Regions from separate parts of the Homo sapiens genome. Here region 2 is linked to region 1. Evidence: chromatin loops called from intact Hi-C (ENCODE). Cell type or tissue: OCI-LY7. All regions are shown on one strand. Region 1 overlaps NSD1 (nuclear receptor binding SET domain protein 1). Region 2 has its middle 9.0 kb from the start of NSD1.

What was found. Peaks named below come from ENCODE experiments on the same cell type or tissue, not always from the same donor. Only the 100,000 strongest peaks of a DNase experiment are listed, where the experiment ranks them.
Region 2: it touches region 1 in a loop (2.6-fold over the local background); 5 of 110 quality-filtered maps call a loop at or near these places.

Annotation. Positions count from the first base shown.
Region 1 is chr5:177,176,647-177,179,146 of GRCh38, forward strand. All of the region lies in intron 2 of NSD1 (nuclear receptor binding SET domain protein 1), which reads left to right. Among named protein-coding and RNA genes, the nearest start is that of NSD1, 44 kb to the left of the region's middle. In OCI-LY7, no CTCF peak of the experiment used is centred here; a DNase peak (open chromatin) is centred at 1,395; H3K4me3 peaks cover 1,674 bases; H3K27ac peaks cover 2,500 bases.
Region 2 is chr5:177,123,560-177,126,059 of GRCh38, forward strand. No RefSeq gene overlaps it. Among named protein-coding and RNA genes, the nearest start is that of NSD1, 9.0 kb to the right of the region's middle. In OCI-LY7, no CTCF peak of the experiment used is centred here; DNase peaks (open chromatin) are centred at 442 and 1,042; H3K4me3 peaks cover 1,404 bases; H3K27ac peaks cover 2,500 bases.

The sequences.
Region 1 (2,500 bases):
CATTTACCAGAAATCTGTAAAATCTGGTTATGTCATTACTTTTCCTGATTATTGGTACAGTTAAAACCTAGAAAGGCTCATTCATATAAGGGATACATTGTGTTGGAAGAGCTTATAACAACTTTGTTTTATATTTTGCCAAAAAGCCTTTGGATTCTTTAGCTCGAGGGTGTAGTCCAGATTCCAGGTCCAACTTCTAGAGTTCTGGAGGAGTGGCAGATATCCATTTCTTGGGGATCAGTCAGAAGTGAGCTCATTAATTAATTGGAAACTTTTTGTTTTGGATGTTTCAGTGGTAAATGAAAACAATACCCCCTACTAGAATTATTGTGAGGATTCTGTTACATTATGTGTGAAAGAACTGATTACAGGTGTCACAAATTACTTTCTTACTCATTAATTTATTAATTATGTGCTATGCACTGTTTTGTTTTGTTTTTGAGACAGGGTCTCTGTTGTCCAGGCTGGAGTATAGCTGTGCAGTGTTTTTAAGTGCTGGGAATACTGTGATGAGCAGAATAGACATTGTGTCTGCCCTCATGGATCCTTCAGTAAAGTGAGAAAGGCAAACATCAAACAAGGATTGGGCCTGGCACAGTGGCTAATGCCTGTAATCCCAGCACTTTGGGAGGCTGAGGTGGGTGGGTCACTTGAGGTCAGGAGTTCAAGACCAGCCTTGCCAACCTGGTGAAACCCCCTCTCTACTAAAAATACAAAAATTAGCCAGGTGTGGTGGTGCATGTCTCCCAGCTGCTCGGGAGGCTGAGGCAGGAGAATCGCTTGAACCCAGGAGGCAGAGGTTGCAGTGAGCCGAGATTGTGCCACTCCACTCCAGTCTGGGTGACAGAGCAAGACTCTTTCTCCCAAAAACAACAAAAAACAAAACAAAACAAAAAAACAGCAACAACAACAAGGATTGCTTGAGCCTGGGAGGTTGAGGCTGGAGTGAGCGATGACCATGCCACTGCACTCCAGCCTGGGTGACAGATTCATTCATACCCTGTCTTTCAAAGAAAAAAATATCAGTATTAGATTGTATGTTCACAATTATATGTGTGAGAACCTATATGTATGGGAACTCTTTGTGCCAACCAGTGCCCAGAGTTTTCTCTCTGCTCTGATTACTCTCTCAACTCTCTCAAATTGCCTTTTAAAGAAATCTTTATTTCTGTTAAGATTTTAGAGCTATTTGTTTTTGGTTTTTGCTTAATTTTTTGCATATTCTGTTAATGCAAAAAATTGCATTAAATTATTATTATTATTTTTGAGATAGAATCTTGCTCTGTCGCCCAGGCTGGTGTGCAGTGGAGCAGTTTTGGCTCACTGCAACCTCCACCTTCCGGGTTCAAGTGATTCTCATACTACAACCTCCTGAGTAGCTGGAACTACAGGCATGCGCTGCCACGCCTGGCTAATTTTTTTGTATTTTTAGTAGAGACAGTTTCATCATGTTGGCCAGGCTGGCCTCAAACTCTTGGGCCTCAAGTGATCTGCCCACCTTGGCCTGCTAAAGTGCTTGAATTATAGATGTGAGCCCCACTCCTGGCTGCATTAAAATATTTTAATAGACATTTGATTGATTGATTGATTGATTTATGAGATGGAGTTTTGCTGTTGTTGCCTAGGCTGGAGTGCAATGGCGGGATCTCGGCTCACCACAACCTCCGCCTCCCGGGTTCAAGTGATTCTCCTGCCTCAGCCTCCTGAGTAGCTGGGATTACAGGCATGCACCACCAAGCCTGGCTAATTTTGTATTTTTAGTAGAGATGGGGTTTCTCCATGTTGGTCGGGCTGGTCTTGAACTCCCGACCTTAGGTGATCCACCTGCCTCGGCCTGCCAAAGTGTTGGGATTACAGGCGTAAGCCACCGCACCCGGCCTTTAATAGACATGTTTTAAATTTATAAGGATTAAGAAAAACCCCTAAAAATAAAAAACAAATTTATAATGATTTTATAGTTAAAAGGTTTTGTTGTTGAGACAGGGTCTTACCCTGTCACTGAAGCTAGAGTGCAGTGGAGTGATCACAGCTCACTGCATCCTCGACCTCCTCGGCTTAAGTGATCCTTGTTTAATGTTTGTTTTTAAGAACATTAAAAAGTGCTTTGTTGAAAGTGTTTGGTTTAGCACATTTTTATTGATTACTGAGTAGGTGCTGGAGTTTAAAACATGAATAAGACAAAAAAAATGAATAGAAAATAAGATTATTGCCTCTGCTGTTGAGACTCTTAGAGTGTGGTATTAATATCAATGTAATGTGTCAAGTGCAGTAAAAAGAGGTATGCACAAGGGGATCCAGAGCCTTAAGTAGGGGTAAAGTAGACCCAAGAGATGTTTCTTTGAGCTGAGTTATGAAGTATAAGTAGCTATTAGCCAGATAGGAAAATGAAGCGTGCCTTAGATTGTAAAGTATGATCAAGTGCATGGAGGTGTGATAGCATAAGATTTATGTGAACTACAAAGTGTAAATCGTGTGATGGAACTTGGTCATAGTTTTTCCT
Region 2 (2,500 bases), 53 kb before region 1:
ACTAGGGAGGATGAGGTGGAGGGGATCACTTGAGCCTTGGAGATCAGGGATACAGTGACCCCAGATCGTGTCACTGCACTCCAGCCTGGGTGACAGAACAAAGTGAGAGCCTATCTTAAAAAAAATTTAAAAAAAGTAAAGAAAAACCAAGAAAACTAGACCTGATCAGAATTTAAAATTTTTGTGTTTAAAATGACACTGTCAAGAAAATGAAAAGACAACCCACAGAATGGGATAAAATATTTGTAAATTTCATATCTGATAAAGGACATATCCAGAATACATGAAGAATTCTGACAACTGAACAATAAAGACGGCCGGGTGCAGTGGCTCACACCTGTAGTCCCAGCACTGTGGGAGGCTGAGGCAGATGGATCACATGATGAGGTCAGGAGTTCGAGACCAACCTGGCCAACATGGTGAAACCCCGCCTCTGCTAAAAATACAAAAATTAGCCGGGCGTGATGAGCACCTGTAATCCCAGCTGCTCAGGAGGCTGAGGCAGGAGAAGTTGCAGTGAGCCGAGATCATGATACTGCACTCCAGCCTGAGCGACAGAGCGAGACTCTGAAACAAAACAAAACAGAACAATAAAGACAAATTACCCAATTTTTAAAAAATGGGCAAAGGATCTAAATAGATATTTCTCCAAAGAAGATTATAAATGGCCAATAAGTACAAAATACAAAAATTAGCCGGGAGTGGTGGCGTGTGCCTGTAGTCCCAGCTACTCAGGAAGCTGAGGTGGGAGGATCATCTGAGCCTGGGAGACGGAAGTTGCAGTGAGCCAAGATCGCGCCACTGCACGTCAGCTTGGGTGACAGAGTGAGACCCTGTCTCAAAAAAACACCAAAAACCAAAACCACTGGATTGTACTCTTTGTGAATTTTATGGTATGATAATTATATCTCAACAAAAAGAAAATAAAGAAATAAATAGGAAAGACATCAGGTAATTTCAGAGAGTGGTAATAGCTCTAAGGCAATTCAACAGGAAGATGTGCTAGAGTGACTTGGGACCTGATAGGAGCTCCTAGAGCCAGGGGAGGGGCCAAAGAATACCTGTTTGAGGAGGGACTCCAGCTGATTGACAGGAGGAGTCATGGGGTGGCAGAGGGAACAGCAAACCCAGGCCCTGTGATAGAGAGGCCAACTATATCTCTGGAAAAAGCCCTGTCCCGCTATCCCCCACTCACAGCTGCTCTCTTTGTTCTACAAAGCCCTGTTTTCCAATCTCGGTTTTTGCTTAAAGTTTTTGCCTGAGAGATATGAAGATTTTCCAGATTGTTCTGAGTATGGCTGGAGTTAGAAGAACAAGTTCCCAGACTGCACCTTCCATTTGTCCTCGGTGGGCCTGAGAAATCACATCTCTTCGGTCTTCTTTCTCCCAGTTTCTCACTAAGGAGGGAAAAGCCATATCTCACCCAAGTGAATCTCCTTCGGAGTCAGCGGGGGTGGGGGGCGGGGTGCCTCAGAGACTGGGTGCTGGGGAGCCTGCAGAGTTTCCCAGGCCTTACCCAACAAACTCGGGCTACGCTCTGATCTTGTCTGTCTGTTCTAGAATTAGAATCCAGCAGGGGATGGCTGTCACAGGGATGCATACTAACACTGGAACACTGGTTTACTTCTTTCTTTTTTTTTTTTTCCGAGACGGAGTTTCGCTCCTGTTACCCAGGCTGGAGTGCAATATGTGATCTCAGCTCACTGCAACCTCTGCCTCCTGGGTTCAAGCAATTCTTCTGCCTTACCCTTCCAAGTAGCTGGGATTACAGGTGCCTGCCACCATGCTGGGCTAATTTTTTGTATTTTTAGTAGAGATAGGGTTTCACCATGTTGGCCAGGCTGGTCTTGAACTCCTGACCTCAGGTAATCCACCCACCTCAGCCTCTCAAAGTGCTGGGATTACAGACGTGAGCCACCACATCCAGCCTAACACTGGTTTTCATGAGAAACAAAGTCAGATCTTTTCTGACTGAAAGTCAATCTGAGTTGGCTGAAGGCCTTTTTTTTTTTTTTTTTTTTTTTGACGCAAAGTCTCGCTCTGTTGCCCAGGCTGGAGTGCAGTGGTGTGATCCTGGCTCACTGCAACCTCAGACTCCCGGGTTCAAGCAATTTTCATGCCTTAGCGTCCCAAGTAGCTGGGATTACAGGTGTGCACCACTATGGCTGGCTAATTTTTGTATTTTTAGTGGAGATGGGGTTTCACCATGTTGGTCAGGCTGGTCTCAAACTCCTGACCTTTCGTGATCCACCCACCTAGGCCTCCTAAAGTGCTGGGATTACAGGTGTGAGCCACTGCACCCAGCCTGGCTGAGGGATTTGATGATGGGTTCTGCCTTTGCCATTTCAGACACATTTTCTATAAATCAAGCTAGCTGAATCTACAGCTCTGGAGGGTTTTTTTTTTTTTTTTTTGAGACAGAATCTCGCTCTGTCACCCAGGCTGGAGTGCACTGATGTGGTCTTGGGTCACTGCAACCTCTGCCTCCCGGCTTCAAGAG